Regions from separate parts of the Mus musculus genome. Here region 1 is linked to region 2. A link is a loop called in an ENCODE intact Hi-C map of the cell type or tissue named here. Cell type or tissue: left cerebral cortex. All regions are shown on one strand. Each heading gives the region's core, and the rest is flanking DNA. Links, peaks and the distances in the headings are about the cores only. Region 1 overlaps Ptk2 (PTK2 protein tyrosine kinase 2). Region 2 overlaps Dennd3 (DENN/MADD domain containing 3).

Evidence for each region. A loop is a pair of places that touch in the nucleus more often than their neighbours do. Peaks named below come from ENCODE experiments on the same cell type or tissue, not always from the same donor. Only the 100,000 strongest peaks of a DNase experiment are listed, where the experiment ranks them.
Region 1: a loop joins it to region 2, with 2.5 times the contacts of the local background. A loop is called at or near these places in 9 of 42 quality-filtered maps.

What each region holds. Positions count from the first base shown.
Region 1 is chr15:73,380,164-73,395,731 of GRCm38, forward strand. Ptk2 (PTK2 protein tyrosine kinase 2) reads right to left here. Exons shown (of 35, transcript NM_001358046.1): 2 at 14,485-14,581. Among named protein-coding and RNA genes, the nearest start is that of Ptk2, 35 kb to the right of the region's middle. In left cerebral cortex, for the core only: a CTCF peak has its summit at 7,129; a DNase peak (open chromatin) is centred at 7,216.
Region 2 is chr15:73,540,826-73,556,393 of GRCm38, forward strand. Dennd3 (DENN/MADD domain containing 3) reads left to right here. Exons shown (of 23, transcript NM_001081066.1): 9 at 1-23; 10 at 1,895-1,991; 11 at 3,533-3,636; 12 at 4,121-4,320; 13 at 6,296-6,817; 14 at 14,232-14,491; 15 at 15,523-15,568. Among named protein-coding and RNA genes, the nearest start is that of Dennd3, 36 kb to the left of the region's middle. In left cerebral cortex, for the core only: a CTCF peak has its summit at 7,498 (motif pointing left); DNase peaks (open chromatin) are centred at 7,459, 8,856, 11,345, 11,470 and 1 more place; H3K27ac peaks cover 1,840 bases.

The sequences.
Region 1 (15,568 bases), core at 3,741-11,740, 160 kb before region 2:
AAACCTAAATAATACGATTATCGTACGATTATCGTACAAACAAGACTGTGCAATTTTGTTTACAGTAAAAACACCTTAATTTCCCACCAACCCTAGTGTCATGGTTTGTATATTCTTAGACCAGGGAGTGGCACCATTTGAAGGTGTGGCCTTGTTGGAATAGGTGTGACCTGGTTAGAGTAGGTGTCTCACTGTGGGTGTGGGCTTAAGACCCCCACCCTAGTTGCCTGGAAGTCAGTCTTCCACTAGCAGCCTTCAAATGAAGATATAGAACTCTCAACTCTGCCTGCACCATGCCTGGTGCATGCTGCCCTGCTCACACCCTAATCATAATGGACTGAATCTCTAAACCTGTAAGCTAGCCCCAATTAAATGTTGTTTTTTTATAAGACTTGCCTTGGTCATGGTGTCTGTTCACAGCAGTAAAACCCTAACTAAGACACCTAGTGAACTGCAGTTTGAGTACAATCCTACCCAAGGCACCAGAGCACCCCAGGAACCAGGTATGATCTCATTTCCTTTAAAAAAAAAAAAATTCTTAGTCACCCTTTGATATGTAATTTCAAAGGTCACCAAAACCATCTCTGTGGCTACTGTGAAACCAGAAGTGACTCTCCTGAGAAGACCACACCAAGGCTCCTGGGTGTCTTAGACTTCTCCTGAAATTCTTTCCTGTGGTGAAGTCAAGACTCTCAACTTTAAAGAGCTGTAGACTCTAAAAAGAACTCTTCAGGCTGTTGCTGGCAGCACAGCTGTATCTTTAGCTCCAGAGAGAACATCTTGTTTGACATATGCCCTCAAGCAGAAGCAGAAAGAGAAAACTTGTTCCATGTACCAGCATAACCCTAAGAAAGACACAGTCTCTTCTCTATGACAGGCCTGTTAGAAATGCTAAAACTTTGATTCAATCATCAGAAAACATCATATAAACCCAAAATAAGGGAAAAACCTAAAAACAACCTATATCCTTCAAACTTATTATCAATGCTATAAAAAGACAATGCAGAGAAACCTATCCCAAGTGAGGAGACTAAGGAAGGATGAATTGGAAGGACCCTGTATGGAGGGAAGAACCTCTGTTAAGAGACATGAATAGGTCAGCTGCCACAATTTAGACAGGCAAAACAGGAAATAGGGTAAAGTAGATTCCAAGATCAGCATATAAAAAAGGGTGGCAACTGAGGAAGACTGAAAGCCCTGCCCAGTAGGTTTCCTTCTGTGTAATTTACAGTACAGAGGTAGAGGAACGTCCAGTAGCTACCCTCCAGGCTCAAAACTCTGCCTATAATAATAGAGATCATCATGTAGCATGAGAATTTTTTTTATTTGACAATTACTTCATTGGTGTTATAAAAACATCCTTGCTGCCAACAAATACTCTCTGAGGTAAAGTGCATTACTATTTTACTTCCTGAGTCTTCTCCAATAAATGAAAAAACCGTTTTCAAGATTAAAAAAAAAGGGGGGGGGGCAGGCAGTGGTGGCGCACGCCTTTAATCCCAGCACTCGGGAGGCAGAGGCAGGCAGATTTCTGAGTTCAAGGCCAGCCTGGTCTACAGAATGAGTTCCAGGACAGCCAGGGCTATACAGAGAAACCCTTGTCTTGGAAAACCAAAAAAAAAAAAAACAAAGCTTCCAGAATCAGGCATAACGACAGATGTCTTTAATTCCAGAGCTTGGGAGGTGGAAATCAGGATCTGTTTTAGAAAAAGACCAGGACATGTTTGGTAGAGGTGGGAGGCGGGGCCCATGCTAAGGCATCCCTTACCCGAGGTACCAAGTAGAGCATAGAATAGGGTTTATTTCAGTCATGGGAAGGGGAGTTGAGAAGGGAATGGAGACAGAGAAGACGGAGAGAGGGAGGGAAAGAGAGAGAGAGGGAGGAAGGGAGGGAGGGAGGGAGGGAGGGAGGGAGGGAGGGAGGGAGGGAGGGAGGGAAGGAGGGAGGGGGAAAACAGGAACACATGAAGTGGGGGGGGTTGAGGGGGGAGTGAAAATGGGGATAGGGAGAGGAAAAGGGCAGAGAGCAAGGAGGAGCCAATAGCAAGCCAGGCCTACCAGGCTACAGCCAGATAACTGTTGGGTGGAGTCTAGAAGGAATGCCAACAGGATCTTTGTCAGTTTGAGGCTGGTCTGTTCTACCTTAGGGAATTCCAAGCTAGCTAGGACTACATTAAAAACCAAAAACAAGGGAGGCAGCTAACTGAACCTTGGAAAAGAATCTTAATGGGGGAGTGTGGAGGTGGGGGTGGGGGGCCCTGTCTATATTGTGCTGTGCTGAGGACAGGTCTAAGGGATAATATCATAATTGCTTAGCTGAGGTGGGAAGATGCCCACTCTGAGTAGCACAATTCCTAGGCAAAGAGTTCTAAACACTGTAAGAGTGAGTTGGGCACTAGCATACATACATTAATTCAGTGCTCTCCAATGTAAGTGACTAACTGCTTCCAAGTTCTTGCCCAATAATGCACTGTAACCTGGAATTATAGGACAAAGAAACCCTTTCTGCCCTAAACTGCTTTTGTTGGCATATTTTATCACAGCAAAAGGGCATTAAAATAACACTGAGGAAAAGGCGCAGACTATAAAGCTTGATATTTAAACCAGGTGTTCACAGAGAGGATCTTGAAGGCAGAAAAACTGAAAGTTAGGTTGGTATCTGTTTCACAGAACTGGGATCAATCCCAGGGTTTCATGCATGTTAGGCAAGCAATCTACAGTATGTTTTAAGGCATTTTATTTAAAATCTGTTAAAAGACTTTTCTAACATAAGAAACATTCTTTACATTTATATTTCACCTTTTTCCTTTCTTTTTTCTCTAAAGTGTGTTGAAGCATTGAGACAGGGTCTCATGTAGCCCAGGCTGGCCTCAAACCATTAACTCTTCAGCCATCAACTCTCACTAGTGCAGTCACAAGAGTATACCACCAAATCCAGCTCCCAACTCCACGCCCTGACTCTGTATTTGTGCTGTTCTGCATTTATGCTAACCTTTCAATGAAAATAGGTCATAATGCAACATTTTAGAGGACATTTTAAATGATGACTAACTTACTGTGTGCATTTCAACAATAACACACTAAATCCAACAGGAATCAAAATAATGTGTGTGGTTATTCCACACTAAAACTGCAGGCAATGACAACTGCACTGACTGCCACTTGACGGAAGCAACTGTCAAATCTTCAGACTTAAACATGCTTTAGCCTTCCAAAACTAAGATTAATGCAGTGATCTCCAGGGGAAAATACCCTGATGCAATTCTACAATGAACCATGTAAAGTAGGATCAACCTGTCATCACATTCTGTTCCCAAATACCAACTGTCCAACAGGCTATCAGCAAGTACCTACTATAGATCACCATATAACTGCATCAAAATACTTTGTTCACATGTCATTATCACAGAACACCTGACTTATTTGTAATAAGTAACATTCTCCCTTTTGCATTTTCTTTTGTTGATTTTTGTTTAATGGCCTTCTGTTGCTGTGATGAAACACTGTGATAAGCGAGAAAGGAGTGATCTGACTCACACTTCCAGAACACAAGCCACCTCAGGAGCTGAGTGAAGGGGCTTGCTGATTGATAGTTAGCTAACCTATTTTTTTAAAAATCTGAGCAAACATTTATTTCTTTGTTTTTCATGTTTGTGAGTGTGGGTAGGTAATTGTGTAGAGGTGAGCGTGGTAATGTCAGTGTAGAGATCAGAAGACAACTTGTTCTCTTCTACCATGTGAACCTAGGGGATCAAATTCAAGGTTGTCAGACTTGGTGGCAGATACTAGGATTATAATGTATACTACTACCACACCCAGCCATTGTTCTCTTTTTTTAAACCTTGCTTCTTGGGTAGAATTAGCTCCATGATTTCTGACAAACACCAGTGCTACAGAGCAACACACTGAAGACACAGGCTTCTCCCCAAGCCCAAGTATTGCCCTCACTACATTTTTTACAGGTTCTCCTCAGTAGCAGGCAGCCACAGATCTGCTCTTACGGTTCAGGTTTTGGGGGGTTTTTATTATATTTATTTACATAATTTATGCGTATGAGTAGTCTGTCTGCATAATCAGATTCTACTGCAGATGGTTGTGAGCCACTATGTGGTTGCTGGAAATTGAACTCAGGACCTCTGGAAGAGCAGCCAGCACTCTTACTGTTGAGCCATCTCTCCAGCACCAGGGATCAGTCTTAAACAGAATCACCATCACTCGGTGGTATTCCTTGATTTGTAGATTTATCCCTTCTGTTGTCTGCCATTATCAGTTAACTACTTGGTGTATCTAAGTTGGTTTCACTGTAGGGCTGTACTAAATCTGCTCATTTTCCAAGGAATGGGCATCTGAACTGTTCCCACTCACTAGGAACCAAGCTGCTACAAATCCTCCAATGGAGAGTTCTGTGTGAGCCTGTGTTTTCATCTTCCTTGGGGAAAACACCCAGGAAGAGGGCTGCTAAATCATATAACAATTATTATGTCCAACTTGTTAAAAAAAAAAAAAAACATTTTCCAAATCAAATTGTCTCTCACAGTAAAGCAGAGTTTCATTTGTTCCACACATTTGTCACTTGACAGTATCACCCTGTTTAGTTCTAACATAGCCAGGCCTCACTGAAGTTATAATCTGCCTTTTCTGATAGCTACTAATGTGAAATACCCTTTTCTGTATTGTTGTCACACATACAAAATGGATGATATATCCATTTTCACCATCTTTAATTGATTTTTAATTGTTCTACATTTAAAACTTTTTATTTGTTTATTACCATCCTGTGCGTGTGTGTACACACCAGCTTGTGGAGGTTAGAACAACCTTGTGCAGTTCTTTCCTCCCTCTAACTTTACATAGCTCTAGGGATCAAACTGGGATCATTAGATACAAGTGCCTGTATCTACTGAACCACCTCACTACCCCCAACCATGTTTTTAATAGCTTATCAATAAAAAAAAAATGTTCAAGCCAGGTGGTGGTATATGCCTTTAACCCAGCACTCAGAAGACAGGGGTAGGGGGATCTATGAGTTCGAGGCCAGCCTGGTCTACAGAGTTCCAGGATAGACAGGGATATACAGAATAAAAAATAAAAATAAAAAAGAAAGAAAGAAAGAAATAGAATTTGACAATAAAGCATCTCCTTGCCACTGTACAACACTCTGTTTGCTCCAAATAACTAATATGGTAGAATGTGCAAAAAACAAGTAGAAGGAAACTAGAACACATCCCTGCTTTTCTCTCAGCCTGAAAGTAAGAATCTTAGGAAATGCAGCCTGCATTTCTAGGAAATGAAACTCTTCCCCACTGTGGCCATTTGTTTTGTTCTTTGAACAAGAATGTATAACCCAGGCCAGCCTTAAATTCACTGTGAAACTGAGTGACTTACCATTTTTTTCTACTATTGTGACACCTATAAGAAGCAACTCAAAAGGCAACTAAGAAATGCTGAGAATATAGAATAGAAAAAAGCACATCAACTGGTTATGTTGAATACCAAAGCTGAGCCCTGGTAACACAGAACTACAAGAAACATTGTGCAGATTAAACAGACTGTACTGTGTGTTTAGGAACACACATATACAAACAACAAAAATTAAAGAGACCACAAATTTGAAAAAGAGCAAGGGAAGATACATGGGAGGATTTAGAGGAAAGAAAGGAAAGGAAGAAATGATGCAATTATTCATAATCTGAAAAAGGAGGGGCAAATTATTTCTTTAAAAAGGCAGCAACTCAGGGGGCTGGTGAGATGGCTCAGCGGGTAAGAGCACCCAACTGCTCTTCTGAAGGTCCTGAGTTCAAATCCCAGCAACCACTTGGTGGCTCACAACCATCTGTAACGAGATCTGACTCCCTCTTCTGGGGTGTCTGAAGACAGCTACAGTGTACTTACATAGAATAAATAAATAAACCTTTTTTAAAAAAAAGGCAGCAACTCAGGGAAAAAGGGTCTAATATGGCTCACAGTAAGGGTACAGTCCATCATAGAAGGAAGGCACAGGCATAGGAGCATGAAGCAGCTGGTCACAATGAATCCATACTCAAGATGCGGACAACTGCCAAGTGTATTGAACACTTTAATCCCAATGCTTAAGAAGCAGAGACAGGTGGAGCTCTTTGAGTTAGAGGACAGCCTGGTCTACACAGGGAGTTCCAGGCCTGCCAGGACTACATAGTGAGACCCTTTTTTAAAAAACAAAAATTATGGGGGCTGGAGAGATGGCTCAGTGATTAAGAGCACTAACTGCTCTCCCAAAGGTCCTGAGTTCAAATCCCAGCAACCACATGTGGCTCACAACTATCCATGAGACCAGACACCCTCTTCTGATGTGCCTGAAGATAGATACAGTGTACTTACATATAATAATAAATAAATCTTTAAAAAAAAATTCTGAAAAGATGGCTCAGTAGTTAAGATCACTGGATGCTCTTCTAGAGAACCTGGGTTCAATTTTCAGCATCTACATAGTAGCTCACAACTGTCTGTAACTCCAGTTCCAGGGGATCTAACACCCTCACACAGACATATATGCAGGCAAAGCACCAGTACACGTAAAATAAAAATAAATTTTAAAAGAGGAGGAGGAGGAAGAGGAGGAAGATAAAGAGGAAGAAGAGAAAGAGGAGGAGGATGAAGAGAAGGAGGAAGAGGAAGAAGAAGAGGAGGAGGAAGAGGAGGAGGAAGAGGAGGCAGAGGAGGCAGAGGAGGAGGAGGAAAGATATAGGCAAGGATGAATAACATGACTCAACTGCTTTCTCCTTCGTGCTCTGGGTCTCCAATCTGAGGGATAGTGTCATCCATACTCAGGATGAGTTCTCCCTCTTCAGTTAGACCTTGCTGTAAAAATTCTCACAGACACACCCAGAGGTACATTTCCTCAAAGACTATAAATCCAATCAAACTGTCACTCCTGCCCATCACATCCTCAGAATGCTGGGAGTGCAGGGTATATCACCATGTTTGACATTTACAAGTATTTGGTGAAGATAAACTCTCAGCGTGTGTGTATAAACAAGAAACTGGATATTATTTGCAAACATTATAGAAATGATAATGTATTCAACAAGTCAATCCATTTAAAAAGGAAATGCAAATTAGAAGAAGTAGCTCGGTAGATGGCACTATTCCCCTATCTGTTAAATGCATGACCACCACCTGTTCATTTGAGTATGCTCAAGATTAAGCTTTAATCAAAAGAATTATAGAAGTTGGCACTGCTGTAGGGAAAGGAACTCTGCAAATTTCTTAACTTGAGACTCGGTTTCTCATCGATGAATGAAAACATAAAATCAGTACTTTAAAAGCTGGAGAGGGGCTGGAGAGATGGCTCAGCGGTTAAGAGCACCGACTGCTCTTGAGAAGGTCCTGAGTTCAAATCCCAGCAACCACATGGTGGCTCACAACCATCTGTAATGGAATCTAATGCCCTCTTCTGGAGTGTCTAAAGACAGCTACAATGTACTCACATACATAAAATAAATAATTCTTAAAAAAAAAAAAAAAAAAAAAAAGCTGGAGAGAAGCACTTTGTGTGCACATGAAGAGTGTGAATTCAGGCTAGGCGTGGTGGCGCACGCCTTTGATCCCAGCACTTGGGAGGCAGAGGCAGGTGGATTTCTGAGTTTGAGGCCAGCCTGGTCTACAGAGTGAGTTCCAGGACAGCTAGGGCTATACAGAGAAATCCTGTCAAAAGGGAAAGAAAAGAAAAAGAAAAAGAGAAAAAGAAAAGAAATAGAGAGTTCAGCAGTATGGTGATGGCAAACACCTTTAGTCTCAGCATGAGTTCAAGGCCAGCTTGTTTACAGGACAGTTTCCAGGACAGTCAGGGTTACACAGAGAAACTCTCCAAAAAACAGTGAGTTCAAATCCCAGAACTCACTATCATCCTTTACAAAGCCAAGTGTGCAGCCCAGAGAGATGGCTCGGTGGTATGTACCTTTATCCTATGACAAGGGAATCAGAAGCAAAAGGATCTCTGTGAATTTGAGGCCAGCATGGTCTACATAGTGAGTTTAAGGCCAGCCGGGACGACATAGGAAGACACTATCTCAAAAAACCCAAGAGAGTGACTTGGTGAAGATAAACTCTTGCAGAAGACTCAAGTTCAGTTCCCATTACCCCACATCAGGCGACTCAAAACAGCTTGTAACTACAGCTGCAAGGAATCCAATGCCTCTGACCTCCACAGATAACTGCATTCCACAGGTACACACACCACAGAATTTAAAATCAATCTTTTTTTTTTTAAACCCAGATTTGTAGCACAAGCATCTATACTCCCAACACTCCTTTCAGGACAAGAAGCAAAGACACAAGAATCCCAGGAAGCTCAAAAGCCTGCTAGTCAGAAGAAACAACAATTTAAACAAGGTAGAAAGTGAGGAACACTACACCAACACATGAATACTATGGCACATACATAAGAAATAAGGTTCATAATTCACCTAACACACAAATGGCAGCTATAATGGCTGTGACTATAATGTTCTAGCCATAATTCTTGAAACACAATGTCATGACTGAAATGTGTGTTCTCCACATACCTAGGTGTAAATGGGAAGCTTAAAACCCAGCTCAATACAAGCCCCACCCATCCATGAATTATATGCATTCACACGAAAGGCACTGTGGTGTCTGCAATTGCGAAGACTATGTGTAGGCCTTATTTCTAATTATCTGTCTCAGCATTTCAATATAAGCAGTGCTTCTTTTCAAAAACAAGCAATTCATCAACTTCTGGCTTTTCACCATCTCATCCTTGAAAGCTGGTTTTCCCTGGGGTTCTACAGGTATTCTTGCATGCCTCAAAGACATGTTCCCATGCCCCAATTGCCCTCTCCAAAGCATTTTAGCAAGCAATTTCCTAAGTTTCTCCTAGAATTCATCCAATTCCTGGAAATCAAGACTGAGGCAGCACTATAGCTCTGATTCCTACACCCAGTGAATTAATTGGCTTGGATACCCCAAGGCCAAAGTCATTACTTCTGTGACAAGTATTCTTAAAAGATTTCCTCATGAAACAAGATATGAAACACACTTTTAAATTTACCCTTTGGATACACGTGGTCTAATATGCTCTATGTTTAAGTCTTAGGACTATAATAAAAAAATCTGTCATCCAGTTTAATAATGTGAGCCTAATTCCCATGTAATCTGGTTTAAAATCCACAAGGTACTGTCTGTATTAAGGCAGTATAGTATGTACAATCCAGTAAAAGTCCCAGCAGACAAGACTTTTAATTCAGTGAAACCTAACAAGTCATTTCTACAATCCCAGGCTTTTGCTCCCATTACTTTCCCCCACTAAGAAGACCCCTTCTTCAGGGGTCCTCTGAAAGAATAGCCAGTGCTCTTAACTACCAGGCCATCTCTCCAGCCCCTCTTTCTCTATTTTTAAATCTTTGGGGAAATAAAGGCTAGGAGCAAACTATTGCCCACTTTAGTGGCAAAGTGATATAGTATAAAGGATGTGCTCAAAGACAGCTGGAATCCATATACACACTACCAGCTCTAACATGTGTCAGCTACTCATTCTGAGAAAAGCAGCTTCCTCAACCTGATCTTCCTCACACACATCTGAGTAGTGGTTACGTCTACATCATGAGTCTCTCTCATATGTAACTCTACCCCCTATCTCCTACCTGTACACAAACTACTAACAAATCCTACTGTCATGACATCCTAAGTCCACTTCTTTGATTCCTAGTTCCCTAGCCCATGTCATCTCTGCTACACACCTGATTCCCTTCATAACATCCCAGTGGATGTAGTGTGTCATGAGCTGAGTCAGACTTCAACAAGAATGACCAGCTCCATCAAACACTGCACATTCTGTCTGCACTGCTGTTCACTCAACTACAACGTTCTTAGAACCGTGGATCTACTTAGGTTCTACGTTCATCACTGCCACATCCGGCTCACAACTCACTTAGCAGCAAGGCTTATTGTAGCCGTTCTATGTACACCTTAAACTCTAACTACACACTGTAGCATGATTTCCTCCACTGTACTCCCCTCACATACGTAACATGGGGTACTCCTTAGGTTCACAGCTTATCAGCTGCTTTACTTCTCTCTTCAAGGCACTCCTGGCTTTTTTTTTTTTTTTTTTTTTTTTTGATGTCTCTACTTAAAGCAATTAGAACCATGGCTGGCACTTAATATGAACTTGGCATCCTGAACTTAGACCTGCAGAAGAATTTTAATCCAGCAACATGGCTGCTCTGGCAAGGGATTACATCCAAAGACTTAGGTCTGTGTAATCCAGTTGGAATATAGACAGTCCACACACCTTTAATACCTCTGGTTGGAATACAGATGCGTCCTTAGTACACACCTCTAATCCCAAACAATGTAAGCAAGGTTAGTTTGTAAAAGGAAGTAGCCATGTTTGATAAAACAAATGTTTGGGGTGTCTTAAGATAAAGCTCACTGGGTAATGGCACTTGTCCCAAGTCTGATAACCTAAATTCAATCTTCAAGACCTACATGAAAAGGAGAGAACTAACTTCAACAAGTGACATTGAATTGAAGGGCAGACAAAGTGCTTAATCAGAGAAAGATCTGATAGAATGAGTCAGAGATAGGATAATCCCAACACTCAAAAGAACAGCACAAGAAAAGAGAGGCAACTTAAAGAGAACAGACCAGAAAGAAAGGCAATAGGGAGTGGGGGAAAGGACAGTTTTACAGAGACAGGTTGCAGGTGAAGACAGAACAAGCCAGAAAATGAAAAGGAACCAGATTAGAACAGATTGCCAGTTAGTTTGAGACCAAACAGAGCAATTCAGTCAGAAGCCAAGAGAAGCCAGTTTGAATCAGTCATCTTAGAGAAGAGTTTGGACCAGAGCAGCTGAGTTAAACCTAAGCCTCCAAGACAACAATTACATCTAGCTAATAAAAGTTACTTTTGGGGCTAGAGAGATGGCTCAGCGGTTCTTCCAAAGTTCCTGAGTTCAATTCCCAGCAACCACATGGTGGCTCACAACCATCTGTAATAGGATCTGATACCCTCTTCTGGTGTGTCTGAAGTCAGCTATAATGTACTCATAAATAAAATAAATAAATCTTTTTTTTAAAAAAAGGTTACTTTTAAATCCTTACATAATATCAACACAATCTCCAAAGCCCTCAGTGGCTTCATGATCAAAATGTAGACTAATGAGTTCTACTCCTCTAAAGACTTCTAACAGAAAAACAAGTAAGTACATCTGTAATAATAAGGAAGAGTCACCAAAAGACAAAGATCTGGATTAGACTGGTAAGATGGCTCAATAGATAAAAGTGCTTACTGCACACATTTGACGACCCAAGTGCAATCTCTGGAACACATAATGAAAGGAGAGAAACAACTCATATATACACACATACATACGTATATACATACACACATACACACAAATAAATAAACATAATAAATAATGAATGACTCTTACAGCTCAATTTATGAACAGCTCTGCTCCTGTTTTGGAGCCGATTCTGCTACAAAGTTTCATTTGCATATTCTCATTCATTCATATTCATATTCATATTCATAGTCTCTCTCACACACATGCACAAATCATCATCATCATCATCTAACAAAACAAAACTTACTTTATGACAAGAATTTAAAAACTTCATTCCTAGGCGTGGTCAGGAAGATCTCTTGGGTTATAAACCAGCCTAGTCTACATAACAAGTTCCAGGTCAGTCAGTGCTTCATAGTGAGACCTTGTCTGAAAAAAACAAAAAACAAAAAACAGGGGCTGGAGAGATGGCTCAGCAAGTAAGACTGCTCCTCTTCCAGAGGTCCTGAGTTCAATTTCCAGCAACCACATTGTGGCTCACAACCATCTGTAATGGGATCCAAAGCCCTCTTCTGGTGTGTCTGAAGACCGCATACATACATAAAATAAATAAATCTTAAAATAAAAGAGGAAAAAACCCCACCAATATGCCTGGAGCCAATGAGATGGCTCAGCATATAAGAGTACTTGTCATTAAAGCTCATGACCTAAGTCTGATCCCCAGAAACCACATGTATAAGGAAAGAACTGGCTACCAATGTTGTCCTGACCTACACCGAATGAGTGGACATGTGCACACATGTATGCATGCGCGCCTGCTCTTGAGTCCACACTCACACACACACACCATAATAAACAAAGAACTCTTCATTCAGCAGGAATGAAAACTAACCTTGGGTCAAACAGGCATGATACCACAGATGACACAGAGCTCTCACATCTGGCACAGGCAGACATAGAACAGATTCCTCCCCTTACTCACAGGAGCAAGAGGAACTGGAAAAAACAGAATTGAGATTAGAGACCTCTACACCTAGACTAGAAAGCTGAAACTGCATGCATGGGAAATTTTCTTTAATACAAAGAAAGAAAACTGATTTCAGGAGACAAGAAATAACTGAGGAGTAAAGTGAACTAACCCTCATATGGAAATGGAAGAGACAGAGGAAGAACCTCTACTCTAGAAACCCTTGCCAGTATCACACTTAATAAACTGTCAATCATTTGAACTCCATGAAGTTTAAGTTTGCTAAAACAAATGTTTTCAGAGGCAAGATGGCTCACTGGGTAAAGGCACTTGTTACCAAGTCTGATAACCTGAGTTCATTCCTTAAGACCTACATGAAAAGGAGAGAACCAACTTCAACAAGTTGTCCTCTGATCTCCACATGTACCCCCATACACATATACACACAAAAGAGATAAATGTAAATTTTCTATTAAAAAATAAAAACAAATATTCACTGATGCCAACCCGAGAAGAGTTTGGATCTCTTATCACCATCTTTGTCCTTGGATTATTACCAGATCTACCAGAAAGTAGGCTCTAAGAATAAGACAAACTTAGGAACTTTCAAAAGTCTATAATCTCCCCAATGTGAAGAAGCCAAACAATTTTAACAATTTGCAAGTCAAGTAATCTCTTTCAAGATTAATCCCACTGTTTGCACTGTAGAAAATACCACCTTGAATAACTGCCTTTGTGGCTAATTTTATGTCACAAACTAAAGTCATCTGAGAGGAAGGAACCTCAGTTGAGAAACTGCCTCCACAAGATCGGGTTGCAAGCAGGCAAGCCGGATGGGTTATTTTCTATCTTTCTTTTTTAAAATTGAGACAGGGTCTCAACTATGTAGACCAAACTGCTCTCAAACTCACAGAGATATGCCTGCCTCTGGTTCCCTAGTGTTGGGCTTATAGGTTTGTCTCACTATGCCCAACTTAAAGGGCATTTTCTTCATAAGTGATTGATGGAGGAAGGCCCAGCCCATTGCAGATAGTGTCATCCCTGGGCTGGTGATCCTAGGTTCTACCATAAAGCAGGCTGAACAAGCCATGAGAGCAAGCCAGTAAGCAACATCCCTCCATGGTCTGTGGATCAGCTCCAAGTTCCTGTCTCATGTGAGTTCCTGCCTTGGTATCCAATGATGAACTGCAGTAAGAAAAAGTAAAATAAACCCTTTCCTCCTAGAGCTGCTTTTGGTCATGATGTTTCTACACAGGAATAATGAGCCTAACTAATACAACTACTAATGACACTGAGTGTTGACTACATATTAGATGTACCTTAAAGTTTCTTCCTAACAATCTCCTAGGAGAAAATCTTAAATAAACCTCTAGGTCAGATGAGAAACTAGGTTTAGGTAGAAGAAAATAACTTAAAGTAGGGCTGGTACTTAGCAGGTAAAGATCAATTGCTAAGAACCTGAGTTTGGATTCCAGCACCCATGTTAAAAAGATGGGCATGACCACACATGTTTGCTTGAGTGCATAGGAAAAAGCATATATAACATATATGTAGTCTGATCCTATCTGTAGTTTCAGGCAGCCACTTGGGGGTACAGGATATATTCCCCAAGGTAAATAGAACTATTATAAATAATCCATGAGCTGGGCAGTGGTAGCGCACGCCTTTAATCCCAGCACTTGGGATCTTTGAGTTCGAGGCCAGCCTGATCTATAGTTAGTTCCAGGACAGCTAGGGCTACAGAGAGAAACCCTGTCTCCAAAAAAACAAACAAACAAACAAATAAATAAATAAAACATGAGACCAAAATCTGAAGTCAGTATTCATGAGAATAAAATACCAGTAAGGAACATGCTTCTAAAGCTATAAAAAATATGAACCTAATACCAACACTTATAACTTAGAAACCATTAACTTCTGTTTGAGTTTATATAAATGTGACACAGAGAACAGCAGATCTTGTTCCTAAAGTGGCTGTAATTAGTTAATAAGTAACTATAGTTCAGAGTGTTTACCATGTCCAGTGTTTTCCAAGCACTACTCTTTGAACAACCAATATCATAATGCTAATATTAAAATATATAAAGAATCAACATACAACTTACAAGTCTTCTCTGACCCTACCAATCATTTATGTTCTGCTGTTGCTACTATATATCAGAGGCTGTGGACAAGGGAAAGAAAAAACAAAAGGCAACACCAAGGCATAAACAAGAGAAATATACTCACAACTCAGAAGGCAGCAGTGACTTTGAGAAGAAATCAAATAGCTGTTCTAAAAAATATTCCTAGTATCTGTTTCCTCTTTACATTGTAGCCCAGAGACCTGGAAGAGACAGAATGTGCACATACATAAACATCTTTATTTCACTGCTATTTACTTATTTATTCAACAGAGCTGCTGGGTAAGTGTTCTAACACTAAGCTTAACCATCAGTCCATTTTACTCCTCTTATAAAGTCTTACCATGCTCACCCTCTTGAGCATGTTATCCTCGTATCTAACATATAAAGTGCTAGACAATGAATGAACAAAGATAAACACATAGAAGCTATTTGCAAACCAGCATCCAGTAAAAAGGATGCATACAAGTAACTGAAAACTATTAGGCAATCAGCAAGCATAACCTGCTGAAATGATGGCAAAGTTGAAGATAAGCAACAACACACAAACCTGCTTGTTCCCACTAAAACTATGCTAAAGAGATAAAGTTCAAAAATCAAATACAAATATGTGAGATCTAAAAGGAGTGGGAACTGGGGAACTGAAAAGGCTAAGATAAACATCAAAACAAATAGATATACTGAAGGAGGGACAATATTCTGGACAGAAGAGAGACAAATTTAAAATGGGAAGGAAGCACAGCCAATGATTTAGCAGACTTTAGGCCAGGAACTGAAAAGTTGAAGTACCAATTCCATTTTCATGGCAGAGTAAAAAAAGTCTCAGAAGCAGCGGCACTGAGTGAGGTGACAGAGTGTTACAGTGCCAGCCCTAGTAGCCTGCCTCCATCTGGTCCCCTCTACCCACCTGAGAGCAGACCAAGAGCCAGTCTCTGGAAAAAGCTGAGTAGCTTTCACACAGAGGAATGGTAAGTCAACAACTCCAGCTCCCACAACACAAGGCAATCAAGTACCAGAATCTGGCATCATATCTTTTCCCTGCAGGAAACTGTTAGCCTAACAGGTAAAACTAAAGACACCAACACAGAACTCCCTGACAAAAGGCCATACAAAATATCCTGATGCAAAGCATATATACTTAAAGCTTCCCTAAGAAGTCCTGAGTTCATCACAAGGATGTGAGAAAGGCC
Region 2 (15,568 bases), core at 4,110-12,109:
CAGCTGCTCGTTGGCATCTTCAGGTATCACAGATCTGGGAGTGGCTACTGAGTTCATTTCCCAGCCTTTCCTCATGACAAGTGCAGCAGGGTCTGCTCTGACCCTGCCCAACACCCTCCCAGTCTTCAATATCTCTCTCTCCTATCACTGGACACTTAAATGGCTATTTCCAAGGTGGCTTCCTGGGAGATGGTGCCCATGTGCTCTGGCTGAAGGCTCAGGGTCAGTCCAGGGATGGTGTGTCCCAGAAGTGAAGAGATACCTGGGAGGGTGGGGGCCATAGCCACAGGACTCAGAAACCAGCCAGTGCGCCATCCAAGGGGCTCAGGACAGATGAGTGTGTGCTTTGCTGCCGGGAAGCTCTTTGACATTGCCCACTTCATGGTGTGTGCCTGTGCTGCCTGAGCCCCGGGGCGTCAGCTAAGTAGTCAAGTACAGTTTGTGTGTTGAATGTGACACTGTATAGGAGCTGAGTTGTTACTTCCAACAACTCAACACGCATCGATTAAGGAGTTGTATCACGGCTTGGGGCCTTTTCTTCCTTCCAACTCTTACTTCTGTAGCATCCTGCTCCTCTCTTGCTGCTTGCTCCGTGCATCCACAGAGAAGGAGGCTTTGATGCAGGTTCTGGTCTCTTCTGAAGGGTTGTCCACTCAGGGGAGGGGGTTGGCAGAGAGCCATGGCCCTCCCAGTAGTACTCTGATTATTTCCAAACTGAAACTTAAACAGCTTTGTTTTTTTGATGTCTTCACTTACAGAAAGCAAATTGATTAGTAAGAAAATGAAGTGGTGTGTCAGAGACAGATTGTATTGTTTTTTTGTTTGTTTGTTTTTGGGTGTTTTGTTTTTGTTTTGTTTTGTTTTGTTTTTTTGCTAAAAGTGTGGTCCTGGATATGTTTCTTTTTTATTCTTGGGAGGTACATTTTTTTGTAAAAAGATTTATTTATTTATTTATTTATTTATTTATTTATTTAATGTGTATGAGCACACTGTTGCTGTCTTCAGACATACCAAATGAACACATCAAATCCAATTACAGATGGTTTTGAGCCACCATATGGTTGCTGGGAATTAAACTCATGACCTCTGGAAGGTCTCTTATGCTCTTAACTGCTGAGCCATCTCTCCAGCCCCAGGGAGACCAATTTTTTTTTATAACTGAAGCAGTTGAGTGTCTTTATATATTTTTAAGCAAAACAAGAACAAAACAGTTTATAACCAAGTATCCTGGTGCAAGCCTGTGATCCCAGAATTTTAGGAGGGAGGCAGAGGTAGGAAGACCCATAGTGCAAGGCTATCCTCCAAGTTTGAGGCCAGCATGAGCAACATAAGACTGTTCACTCTGCCCAAAACAAAACAGCAGGAAGAAAAGAAGATTCCAGGCTGTAAGACTCTAGATGAGTGTGTCTTCTCTCACAATGGAAGGAAGACACCAGGCACATCCACCTGGCCATACCCTGCAGGCTGTCGAGTATTTATAGCATGCCTCTGTAGCTTGGGGAGATTGTAAACTGAGGTCCCATGGGCTTGTGGGACAGGTTATGGAGTGGAGAAGCTTGGCTAAATAGACTTGTGGCTGTGGCTGCATTGTGGGCAGCATTTCCATGCCCTCTAACTCCAAATTGACCTCTGAACTCAGTGGTTTTTGTAGCATGATAGCTGATTGTTGAGCCTTAATTGGCATAAAGAGCTGAGGTCCAAGGAGGCAGTGGCCCTGTCTCCCAGCTTCTTCCTGGTTAGAGAAGTGATGAGGACCACACAGTCCATCCTGATGCTGTCATCCTGGGATGCAGTGAGCTCCGAAGAGTGTGTTTCTCAGCACCATTCTCCTGCTGGACAGCATGACTTTGGGCATTGTGGTGGTTGAGTGCGTGGCCCACCTTCTCTTTGCTAGGGAAGTGAAGAATCACTTGAATTATGAACACCGCGTCTTCAACAGCGAGGAGTTTCTCAAGACAAGAGCGGCAGGGGACCAGCAGTTTTATAAGCAGGTAAGAGGGGCGGGGCTGGGAGGCTCCACCCACTTATTCCTCCTTGTTGAACCGTTTCTCAAAGGCCTTTCCAGATCTAATCATGTCTTATTGTATTGGTCTTTTCAGAAGTTTTTTTTTTTTGTCTGATTCCATTGCTACCTTATTTCTAAATTAGCTTTGTAGTATAGTACATTAATTAAGAGACACAGTATTAAGCATGTGGTTTGATGGACTGTGGCACATGTGCCTTCCTGGGTGACCATGTCCTCAGTCAGGGCATCAGGTACCCTTTCCCTGACTTCAGCCTAGGCAGCCTTTGCTCTGTGTGTGAGGAGAACGTGGCCCTGGGAGGGTTCCTTGCCATTGCCCTGCTAGTCTGAGAGCACCAGTCCTTTCTTTCTCTCAGAGACGGACCTTAGCTGTGTCTTGGCAGCTTCCTGACATTAGCCTAGGTTTGTGGGGGAGCCCTCTGTTTCTGCCCAACCCTTAGTGACTGGTTTGTCCAGTGTACAGAGCACAGGGGTCTTTGATCTGGCAGGCAGCCCTGTGCCCACCCCCCACCCCATGGGTCTGTTGTGACATATTTGAGGTGGGAAGAGCTGCCTGCCTCCAGGGTACAGCCCAGCCACTTGGGTTAACTGGTATGACTCCCTCATGGTGCTTGCGTATGCCTCTCTTCTCCTTTTCTGCCCTGTGACCCTCCTGGTGTCCTCTACTTTCTTATAGTAACCCAGGTCGGTTTGTGGACCCACCATCCGGAACAGGGCTCTCCATACCAGCGCTGGGTTCTCTAGCTATTCAGACTGTTCCCTTCAACCTTTGTGTGGCCTGTTTCTCTTTTGCATCTTCCTGCCTTTGCATACCTGGCTTGGGTATTCCTGGAGCCCCACCTTGTGCATCTGGGTACCTTTTACCTCCTCTTCCTGCCTTTGTTGGGAGGAACCTGTAGTCCGAGAGCTTGCTTGCCGGTGGACAAATGCTTACCTACAGAACCGGGTGGAAACAACTACAGCTGCGGTGCTAGGGGGGTCCCCTGTAGAGTCAGGATCCTGGGGCTGTGTGGTTCCTGAGGCAGCCTGTCAAAGCAGACAGAGCTAGTCTGGGCGCTGTAGAGTGTGCAGAGGTCCCTGGGATGCGGGGCACATATAGCACAAGCACAGCTGGCCTAGTGGCCAGGCGACCTGGGCTTTTTTAGCTTTCGTGATTTTTTAGGTGCAGGTTAGGAATCTCTGTGTCCATACGAACCAATTGCAAGCCTAGAGAGATGATGGCTCAATGGCTAAGATTGTATTCAGTTTCTAGCACCTACCCTGAGCCCATAATCTCAGATATCGGGGGATCTGACTCCCCTGGCCCCTGTAGGCACCTGCATATATTCACAGACACATTACTAAAAATAATAAAAATAAAAATGCATCCATTGTGAAGTTTCCTGTTTGCACAGACTCCTGCCCAGTGGAGCCGGTGGGGGAGAGGCCATGCCTCAGTGGGGCTGCTGTTGGCTTTGGATGGAGGCCGGAGGACCATGAGCGCAGCATGACAGCCTTTCTCACATGCAGGTTTTGGACACCTACATGTTCCACTCCTTTCTGAAGGCGCGGCTCAACGGCAGGATGGACGCCTTTGCTCGGATGGACCTCGACACTCAGTCTGAGGAGGACAGGTGCCTAGCTCTGTTCGAGGTCCTCTTTGGGGGACTGAGGGTTCATACGTCCATTTCATTTGGACATACAGATGATCAGTTCAGTGGGCTATTGAGCAGTTCGCCAGGAACCTCCAAAGGTGCATCCTCTGTGTGTCCCCATTGCGTGCAGGCAGGCTCTGTGTGCCTGGCGGAGCATCCTGCCACACCCTGATCTCTGTCCGTCTTCATTTCCTTCCCATGTTCCCCATTCACAGGCCTATTTTTTTTCCCCTGTGTTTTCCTGATATCTCGTGTGCATCACCCACGACCGTGCCCTGTCCATCTCTGGGACTGTGGGCTGAGAACCTCTGTCCTTTCCCCTTGAGCTACTTGAGGCTGGACTTAGTGACAGGTTCTTACCCGTGCATGCCTCTCACCCTGCTCATTGCTCTGGGTGCGATAGGGAGTAGAGGCTCACACTTACATCTTCGTGCCCATGAAGTGAACTCTTGCTTTTCCCTAGGATAGACAGGATGCTGATAAGTCCAAGGAGACCTACTGTGGAGAAGATGGCCTCCAGGAAGGCCTCACCCCTGCACATCACCCACAGACGCATGGTGGTCAGCATGCCCAACCTGCAGGACATCTCCCTGCCCGAGCTGCCTCCCAGGAACTCATCGCTTCGGATAATGGACACCTCAAACTGCAGAAGCAGCAGTCCAGGTGAGGTGCTACCCTCCTGCGTCTATTCCCCCAGTGTTGCAGCTTAGAGATCATAGCCTGCTTCTGAGGGAGGGAATGTTCTTAAGAATATAAACTATTTTGGCCAGGCATGGTGGTAAATGCCTGTTATCTTAGCAGCTCAGGGGTCTGGTGCAGCATTGGTGCTTGTGAGTTCGGGACCAGTCTGGGTTTCAAGCTACCCTGTGTGAATGTGGTCATAGTGAGGCTGAGTTCGTGCCTCCATAAAAACAGGGGAAAAAAATCCAAAAAACTGGTTTTTAAAAACTATTTTGTGTCTCTGCCCCCACCACTGTGTGTGTGATAGATAAAATACATGTCTGTATTTACAGATGTGTGATGGGATGCCCCTGGTCGGTACCAGTCCCTTCCTAAAGGTTGCTGTTAGATAGTTACAAGCTATTATTGTATTTCTGCAAAACCTTCTCAAGGCTCTTCCTGGTCTGTGTGACATCATAGGCGTCTACGGTGTGTCCCACAGAGTCCTTACTGGGTACGGAAGATTGTTGGGTGCCATGCATGGCCTTGCAGCTGCTGGTCTTAGCTCGGGCTGTCTGTCTGAAAAGACAGTATGGAAATGAAAAAGTCTCAAAGCTCAGAGCAGTAGGAGGAGGTGTGAGCCCCTTGGTAGCCACTTCCTGGGTGTCTGACCTCAGACAGACCAGTTCCTTTTCTGGGCTTGGCAGGTGTGTGCACACTCACTCTGGGACACAGTCTGCCTGCCTTTTCTGTGTTCATCTGAGCTCCCTGACCATTGTGGGCTCCACCTTCCTCCAGCCTCCATAGCCAAAGGACCACCTCTCGCATGGGTGTGGATGCAGTGGCTACCTCTGGTCCCCTGTTCCAAGGAAGCTTTTAGGAGGAGAGGGACTTCAACTCTTGGTCAGTGTTTAGTCCCCAGGGGGCTTCAGAATGCCTGTGGCACTTAGCTCCGGTCTCTTTAGTCCTGACCTTTCGAATCTTTGCAGTGGGAGTACTGGGCTACCACTGCCCAGGCCACTGTTAAGGTGACAAATGCTTCTAAAGGCTAGGCCCTACTTAGCAGGCATATCTTGGCTTTGGTTATCAGCTTAATCTTCAAGGGCCCAGTCCTAGCATTTTTACTTAATATTCATAGTTTTAAAAACATAATTGTCCCATGGAGAATAGTTACTGCCTCTCTGGGAACAAATGGACTCTTCTTTACCTCTGGGGTATTGGGAATGCCCTGGAAGGGGCATGTAGGTGTTGCGGGAAATAATAATAACAAAAAATGAGCTGGCATGCACCAGCAACTCTCTTACTGGTGGGCTGGCCGGCCCTGCAGTAGCAGGCAATGGTCGACTTGTTTTTATCTCAAGAAGACTCTCTGGCCTGGAGCTCCTGGAACATCTCCACCCAGCTTGCTAAGTTCCTCCTGGTGGGTTGCTACCACACTAACCCCAGGCTTCAAATCCCCCATGACCTTTGTGGTACACATCAAGCAAACCCACGTTTTGCCATCATACCTTTCTCTCTTGAACCCAGACGAGCCACCTCCGTGAAGAAAGACACAACACAAACTTAGTTCTGAAACAACAGTAACTCAATCACTAGGCACAACAACTAAAATCCTAACTTGGAAGCCTTATTAAATCTAAATCCTCCAGGGGCAAATCCTGACAGATCCACCATTGGAACCCAGAGACACTCGTAATTACATCTTGTCCTCATGTTGTGCCCACCAAAAACACCTAACTCTCTCCTGTTTCCTCTCTTCCTCTGTCTAACTCGGAAGTCCTTACTCGCCCAGTGATTGGCTCCTTTATTCCTTAGGGAATTGGTTCACAAGAGCAGCACCAGGCCCATCCACAACACATGGGTTCTTGTCCAAGACACACAAAGCTGCCCTCAACAGTGTTATGGGTGCCTCTGCCTTTTCCAGGACCATGCTAATTACATGCATTTTCCCTTGTTTGTTTGTTTGTTTGTTTTTTAGTTCTCAAAGTGACCCCTAAGTCAACATATATGTTCAAGATCCCTGATATCCACTTCCCACTGGAGAGCCAGTGTGTTCAGGCATACTATACAGACTTCGTCACTCTCCTGAGCAAGGCCATGGCGCTGTTGGGTCCTGGCGACTCTCTGCTCCTAGCCAGGTACTTCTACCTGCGTGGTCTTCTCCATCTGATGCAGGGACAACTGCTGAGTGCCCTCTTGGATTTCCAGAACCTGTATAAGACCGACATAGGGATCTTCCCGGCTGATCTGGTCAAGAGAACGGTGGAATCCATGTCGGCCTCTGAGCGGGCCCAGGCCGAGCGGACGCCTGAGCTCAGGCGGCTCATCACAGAGGTCTTTGATAAGCACGGCGAGGCCCCCAAGGCAGATGACGCCGTGAAGAACTTCGAACTGCCCAAGAAGCACATGCAACTCAATGACTTTGTGAAGCGAGTCCAGGAGTCGGGGATCGTGAAGGACGCCGTCATTATCCACCGTCTGTTTGATGCACTGACCTTCGGTAAGAGCGCCCCACAGCATCCCTGGGTACCAGTGTCCCCCAGGTCTGCAGGTCAATAGCTGTAATTCAACCTCCTAAAGATTCAAGGTATAAAAACGAGCTGTGTCCTCACTGAACATGGACACTGAACATGGACAGGCTTTGTTTTTTTCCTTGTCACTGTTCCCTAAGGCATGGCTGCTTAAATTCGTACTCATAACCGTTTTCACCCAAGAGATTCCCATGAGACCTAGGTAAATCAGAGGAAGTGCAAATAAGTGCAAAGCAAACACTGACTGATAATAAATCACAAGGACGTGTATTTCTAACTATGTTGTATACAATATGATATTAACATTGGTTGAAGAGAGAAGCAGGACTGGGATATAGTGCCTGTCTAGTATGCTTGAAGCCCTGGGTCCAACTCCAGCACCTACAATAAACTAGGCATGGTGGCTTACAACTATAATCCTAGCATGAGAGAGGAGAGATGGGAGCGTCAGAGGGTCAAGAATACTTGGTTACATAACAGGTTTGAGAACAGCCTGGGCTGTGTGAAGCTGTCTTAAAAATTTGTATTTTAGGGGGCTGGAGAGGTGGCTCAGCAGTTAAGAGCACTGACTGTTCTTCCAGAGGTCCTGAGCCATCATGTGGTGGCTCACAACCATCTATAAAGGGATCTGATGCCTCCTTCTGGCCTGTGGGTGCATATGCAGCAGAGCATTCATATATAAAATAAAGAAAATAGAAAAAAATCTATTTAAAAAAAAACAGATGAAAGCAAATATCCCACATAAGGAGATGAATGTACTTATTTATTTTCACAAAGAAAGTTAAATATTTTATTTCTATTTATTCTTAATTTATGTGCATTGGTGTTCTGCCTGCATGTATGTTTGTGTGAGGGTACTGAATCCCCTGGAATTGGAGTTACAGATATTTATGAGCTGCCATGTGGTTGCTCATGTTGGAATTGAACCTGGGACCTCTGGAAGAGCAGCCAGTGCTCTTAATTGCTGAGCCATCTCTTCAGTTCCCCCAACACCCCCAACCTCTGTTTTTGATACAGAGTCTTGCTGTATACTTCTAGCTGTCCTGGAACTGACCAGGCTGACCAAGTTGCCCTCAAACTCACAGAGATCAGCCTGCTGCCGCCTCTTAAGTCGTGGGATTAAAGGCATTCACACTCATACCTGGCCAAAAGTTAAACAGGTGGACATTGTGCCTCATGTCTGCAATCTTGGCACCTGGAAGTTGGAGGTAGGAAGAACTGTTGAGTTCAAGGCCAGGCTAGACTACATAGTGGGTTTAAAGTCTGTCTGGGCTACAGAGTGAGATTGTCTTAAAAGAAAAAAAAATCTTGTAAAATCTTGACCAAATATTTGATTCTGCAGGGCATAGCCCATCTTCAGGGTTTTTCAAAGTTGCTATTTATTTTGATTTTGTAATTATCAATGCTTAGAATCCCACTTTACATTAATACTTCGTAAAAATGGTAGCTGTCTGAATGGTTAGTTTCAGAAATTATCTGAAATTCCATCCTAATTCCAAGCCAAAATTCCCTTAATGGTTTTCTTTAAATCAGCAACTCAAATTTAAGTCAGCGACTCAAGCTTAAAAAGCAATTTTGAGGTAAAATATTCTAAGACAGTGCAATGCAAAGATATACTAATTTGCTATTTACGTGCTGAGTAACGACAGTAAGAAGATATTAAAAGTCTCTTTTTTTTTCCCCTGTAATGAAACCAGTATGTGTCTGTAAGAGCAGAAAACTTCATATGTTAAAGACACTTATCACTCACAACACCCACTAGCTTCAAGTCCAAGTCAGCGTCTTAGGCAGCTTTTGCTGGTGTTTATATGGCTGGATGGTATGCGCAGCCAAAGTGCACACACGTTCAGAGTGAGGTTGCATGATGCAGATGGCTGACTTACACGTGAGGCTAGCTGCCTCTGCAGAGGCATCTCACCCGGTGCTTACCCGGTGACTACACAGCCATGGCTCAGCTAAAGCACTCACGCATGCCCAGAAGCACAGAAGCAGCGTGCCAGGTGCCAGGAGAACCCACCTGACTAAGAAGGCTTTCCCGTCACCACGAGGCCCTTGTTTCTTGGGTTTGGCTTTGCTCTGTGTCCCCAGTGAAGCACTGCCCCCAACCCAGGCTCTGCTTTCTGTTCTGCTTAAAACCTCTGATGACAGATGTCCCCCTCCACACACACAGCACGCAGCAATGTTGTACACTCACGGATTGTGTCCTGCCATCTGTGGAAGTTTGCGATCCTAATTTATTTCTCACTGAACCATGTTACCTGCACTGACACACACATCTGTTCTGTCTGCTGGCCATGGGGAGGAAGCCCAGCTCGTCTATTGTCTTTTAACTGGGAAGGTCCTGACACCTGTCCCTAGGGTCTGTGTAAGCTGGTTCCTCAGCTTAGAGCCAGGAGCTTGGTTGAGCTGAGTGCCAGCACCCTGACCGAGTGCCCCCCACTGCCTGACAGTGCCTGCCTCACTGCCCCAGTGGTCTGCCTGTCCCATGTGAGCTAACACCGCCTGGCTTGTGTCCTCACTCATCTGATCCCATGCGAGCACTTGAATTTTGCATTCACCGGACTCTGCTGGCCACCCAGGTTCAGTCAGCCTGTCCGTTAAGTTCACCATCTGCAGATAGAAAATATCTGGAGAATGAATGTGCTTTCTACTGAGCATGTGCGATGTTTTTCTGGTCATCATTCCCCAAGCTGTAAACTTGAACTTCCATGATGTTGGGCACACGACCCTGAAAGGGCTTAGAGCCCACAGGAGGGGGTGTGCAGTTTCCTGTTAACACCACGTCACTTATAGGAGAGACTTGATATCTGCATTTCCGGAGGAATAACTGTTTTGGGAGAGACAGAGATGATGGGCCACCTGTCACTAGCCAGGTGCAGTAGAACGCATACTTCTCAGGCCTCTGTGGGATAGCCTGCACTGCCTGGGGTCAGGGGGTGTGGACAGCTATGCGTGTGCTACTATGTGAAGGGAGACAAGGCATTCACAGAAAGACCCTGAGGGGCCTACGGGCACACTTTTCCTCTTCCCAATGTGTGACCTCATAAGGATGTGAAGACTCTAAGGGTCCCCTGTCCTCCAGGGGCCCTCTGTGCAATGGCCTGAAAGGAGTGACTCAGACTCATATGGTTATCATTCTCTCATGGCACCAGGCTGAGCATGTCTGGTGGTCCCTCTGCTCGTCCTCAGCGCTGGTATGGCCTGGTCACCTAATTACTCAATGGCTGGTGGACCCTGGTGTAGGAAGAAAACCTGCCTTTCAGTGCCTTTCTTCCTCCTCTGTATGTGGTGGCATTTGACATCACCCCCTAGGTGCCTGGGAACCTGGGAAGTGAGTTGCACCTGGGCATCTTTTGTTCTGTAGTTGTGGACCTGGCCGATGAGCTGTCAGTGGCCTTCAGTTATGTGGTTCCTTAAGTGGAGAAGGGGCAGGACCCCACTGTCACTGCTATGCGTGTTTTAGTTAAGTGGAGTGGCCACACTGAAAGTAGAACTTGGCAAAGCTGAGTGTTCCCATCTGTCTTAATTAGGGTTTTACTGCTGTGAGCAGACACCATGACCAAGGCAACTCTTATAAGGACAACATTTAATTGGGGCTGGCTTACAGGTCCAGAGGTTCAGACTATTATCATAAGGTGGGAGCAGAAGACTGACTTCCGGGCAGCTAGGGTAATGTCTTAAAGCCCACACCCACAGTTGACATACCTACTCTCACAAGGCCACACATCCTAAAACTGCCACTCCCTGGGCCAAGCATATTCAAACCACCACCCCATCTTAGAGTGAACTCGGTGAGATCCAAGTGTACACATGAGGACTGGGGCATAGCTCAGCAGAGAGCTTCGAGACTGGTAGAGGCTAGGCCCAGCCAGTTTCAAAGACCATTGGAATGGTTAACTAAGAAGTATAGATTATATCATTTTGTCTCTGGACATGTGCTTTTGATTTTTCATTACATGTCTGGGGCTACAAGTTCAGTCACAATTAAAAAGTACAAATAGGACAGATTTCATTTTCATTATCGGCCTATAACTTCAAAGAATCTAAAGAATGCCTCCACCAAAGCAAACACGTTTATATAAGACAGTCTGCTTTTAGGCTGGCAGCGTTTGCAGTTTTAAAGCACTCTAGACAAACAAAATATCTGAACTGGTCGTTTTATGAATAGCAAATACTAATACTCCCCTTACTCTCTCATTTCATCTATGCTATAACATAGGAAAAGTTATTTTAATCTATTTACTAAATTCTATTCCCCCAGGGCTGTACCCTCTATGACTCCTGTCTTTAAACCACATTTTCAGAGAGCTCTAAGCATACAGTAAACAGAGGCCTTGAATCTGTAACCAATCCTGGCTAGTGGGAGTTTGTCAACTGTTTCTGAGTTTACCCTGTTCCAATTATACTGTCTGAATATGTTTAGGGGCAGACACCCCAAGAAGATTCCAGGAATAATGGCCTCATTTAGTGTTTATTGTGATCTCTAGGGCGTAAGGAAGGCTCCCAAATAGGAACAGATGCTTTTCTATCCCTAAAAGCAGAAGGGACAGTAAATTTAGGACGTTCCTAAAAAGAGTCAGACATAATTTTCTCGGGAAAAGACACAAAATGAATCATAACACAGAAAGTCCCCACGTGTACAACACTCAGAGACCAAAACCTAAAAGTGAGAGACAGACAGACAGACAGTGGTCACAGCATTCGGCTCAGCTTTGCTGGAACCGTGTCATACAGCTGTGCTGGCTTCACGACTTTTGCCATCTCCAAGAGACATGGCTGTGCCACAAGACCCTGGGTTCAATATCCAGTGCCCCAGTCCCATCCAAAAGAATATAATTTTAGTATTTAGAATGCTCATACACGTTTGTTCATGTGAAGCCCGGTGCTGATGAGAATACACATTCTGCACTGCAGCTTCACAAGGACTGGCTGTTCACTCCCTGTGCCACCTTCAGTGTCTGTAGCTGGCTCTCATGGGGATGCTGCCTGGAGGCTGCTGGGATGAGCCGGGGCTGGGCTGTGGAGGGAGGTGGGTGACAAAGTGGAGATCCACAGGAGTGGGCATCCTGTCCGTGGGTGTGGCCATCATGCACCTGCAGACTATTGCGGGTTGTCAGACAAACTGAGCATGCGTGTGACCATGTGCGGACATAGTGGCTGTGGGCATGCGCAGGGCTGGGGAAGCACGTGGGAGTGTTGTGGCATCCATGGCTAGCTGGCGTGCTGGTTGCAGGTGGGAGAGGGCTGCCTTCCATCTAATGGGCTGTCCCTAGTCTTGTTGCTCCCATTGTGCATGTCCAGAGCACAGGAGCCCCTCACTTCCAAGGACAGGAAGGCCACTTGTCTATAAGAGGACATTTTGGGTGGTGGGTGCAAAGGCCTTACTGTGTGCAGCCCCGTTGACTGCTGTGGTGTGGGTGCTCAGAGGGTCTGTCCTCAGGGACGCACATGAAGGGTCCCTGGCTCTTTCACTCTCTCGGGCACTGGCGTGGTCTCGCCTTCCCTGTTCTGTTTTATGGTCTCTTCCTGCACCACATATAACTGAAAGACCTCTCATGTGATGTCTGATGGGCGTAATGTGTGCTTATGGTTCGTTTGAGCTCTGTTAGTCTGCACCCCGGGACCCCAGTAGGCTGTTTGTAAGGTAGCAGAGGAGGTCTCCAGCTGGGGATGCCTATCGAGCTGTCAATCACCTCAATGGACTCCTTGTTTAGTGTAAAAGGATGCAGAGGCTTGTCCCATGCACGGGGTCACCCCATTCCCTGTTATTTGTCTTCCTTAGTCGCTTGTGTTAAACATTATACAGGTGAGTGCTGTATCCCTGCCCCAGGTGAAATTTACTTTCTCATTGGATGGATCCAGTGACTTCAAAGCTTACATGGGGCTTGGGGTGTAGCTTAGTGGAAGAATATTTGCCTAGCATGGGCAAGGTCCTGGGTTCACCCCCAATCTCTGCAAAAGAAGAGAAGAAAATTTAAAATACATATTGCTCAACTACTTTGACTAGTAAAGCATAAAGAAAAAGAATTAGAAATGGCGCCACCTGGTGGACATACCCATGCATACATTCTGGTACTACCTAACTGATGACAGATCTTCCTTGTTAGACCACCTTCCTGTGGCCCCCAGCTGCCCTTGTTATTTGGAAATTTCCTTAATCTTTTGGAACCTCTCACATCCTCCACAGCCTGCACATGGCTGTAAGGTTACCCATCACACAGTGGCAGCAAAACAGATGTACCAGGCAATTGTCACCATGACACTGTTACCACGCAGGAACGATGATGTGAACCCAGTGGGACTTTGTCTACCTCAGACCTGGGCCTCTGAAGGCTGGACACAGGGAGGCTGGGCCTGGGGAGACACACAGGTTCTGCGTAAGCAGGAACCAGCTGGCAGCGGGCAGGGTCTGTTCTTCCTCCTTTGGTTTCCTAGTTTACAGATGGGGGCTCTGAGGACGTGCTGGAGTTGTCTGTGAACCACACAGGTTGGGTGTTGGCAGGTGCTGGTAGTTGAATTCACTGGTGCCCTGAGGGAGGTATGTAATGCAGCCAGAATAGCCTGCACTGTCAGGGAAGGCCGTGTATGGCGCTGTTTGCCTGTGTGTTGAGGGCAAGAGGAGAGCTATTGTGGTATAATAGTTAGGATGAGCAAATAACAACATGGCCTGTTGGGGAAGTGCTTGGTATGGCTGGGGTAGGATGTGAAAGGAAAGAGTGGACAGTCTGGGGGAACTTGAGGTCTTATGTGGCTGAACAGTCCAGAAAGGTTTGAATGAGGAGCAGGAAGGTTCACTTATGCTTTAAAAAGCAATTGTGGGGGCTGCGAAAAAACCCAGAGGCAGGGACGGCAGCAGAGAGGAGTGTGGCCTATGCACGAACGAGGGCTTGAGACACACCAGAGGACAGAGCAAAAGACAGGCTCCGGACACATAAGCTAGGCGGGGATAGGCGTGTAAAGTGAGCAGTTGGCAGGTGTCAGAAGCTGAGTGCAGGTGAGGGCTCTGGCCCAGAAGAAAGGAACTTAAGACCAGAGGGGGGCTCTAAGCCACGCACGGGGGAGCAGGACCTCAGAATACAGCAGGAACAGAAAATTGGCGCTCAGTGAGTGTCAGGCCAGCCTCAGAAACTGCTCAACTTTGCCTCAAAACAGCGTCCTTGTTGCAGTTACTGTGACTACCTGTAGTAAGTCAGATTGCCCTCGCTCTGAGGGCTAGAAGGGACAGATGTCCTCTACCTAAATCTTCTGCCCCACAGCTGGGACAGCCAAAGGCCCTCCATCCATTCACAGAGTCCTGGGCACTGGTGCCACCTGCTGCCTGGCTTGGGTAGTGCCTGCCTAAAGTCCCTGGTGCTGATGATAAAGTTTCCTCCTTAAACTCAGGACACGAGAAGCAGATTGACCCGGAGACCTTCCGAGACTTTTACACCTGCTGGAAGGAGACTGAGGCAGAGGCACAGGAGGTCAGCCTGCCCGCACTGCTCATGGAGCACCTGGATAAGAACGAGTGCGTCTACAAGCTGTCGAGCTCTGTGAAGACCAACCGTGGAGTGGGCAAGATCGCCATGACCCAGAAGCGCCTGTTCTTGCTCACCGAGGGGCGGCCCGGCTATGTGGAGATTGCCACCTTCAGGAACATAGAGGTGAGACGGTCCTGGCGCCAGATGCAGCCAGTCCCCAGGCCGCCGGGTGTCCTCTGGCACCTTCTGCACAATGGGCCTTTTGTGGCCCAGCTTGCTCAGCTCATATTACACACACACACACACACACTCTTTTTGAGACAGGATGCTGATACCCAGCCTGGCTTTGAGTTTGCAGTCTTCCTGCCTCGGCCTCCTGAACATTGGGGTTATAGGTATGTGCTGTCATGCTTGGCCATATTCATTTTTTTTAATTTAAATTAAAAAATTATACATATGAGTACACTGTCATTGTCTTCAGACACTCCAGAAGAGGGCATCGAATCCCATTACAGATGGTTGTGAGCCACCATGTGGTTGCTGGGAATTGAACTCAGGACTTCTGATAGAGCAGTCAGTGCTCTTAACTGCTGAACCATCTCTCCATCCCCCTTGGCCACATATTTATTTATTTATTTATTTATTTGAGACAAAGTCTCTCTATGTAATCTTGATTGTCCTGGAACTACATAGAGCTCATGGGATTAAAGGCACGGGCCGCTATGCCTAGCCACATTATATTCGTCCAAAGGAGGAGGTCTGAGATGTATTGGTGTGTGTATGTAATCCTGGCACTCTGGAGTCAGAGGCAGGAGAATTGTTGCAAATTTGAGGCCAGTGTGGTTAACAGGAAAAAAAAAAAAAGGCTGGTCTGAATTGGGAAAAAAAGGCTGGTCTGAATTGGGACCGGATGATCTTATTTTGTGCCTTATAGTTAGTTACATTTACTGTCCCAAACTTGAAGCTGCCAAGTGTTCTCAGTCTGAGTGGTCACAGCAGAAAGATGGACCGAGACCAGTGACCACTGGATTGCCACACAAGGCCTACAGCTGTAGTCCCTGCCTGACTTGCCAGCTGGCTCCAGAAGTCCTCAGGCAACAGTAAAAGGTTGTAACAGGCACTCATGTCTGGCATTATGGCTAAACTCACCCTGTGTGGTGGCTTCAGGCCACTTGTTCTGTCTGCCATCAATCCAAGTTGTCTTTGTCCCGCAGGAAGTCAAAAATAGCACCGTGGCATTTCTCCTCCTGAGGATACCCA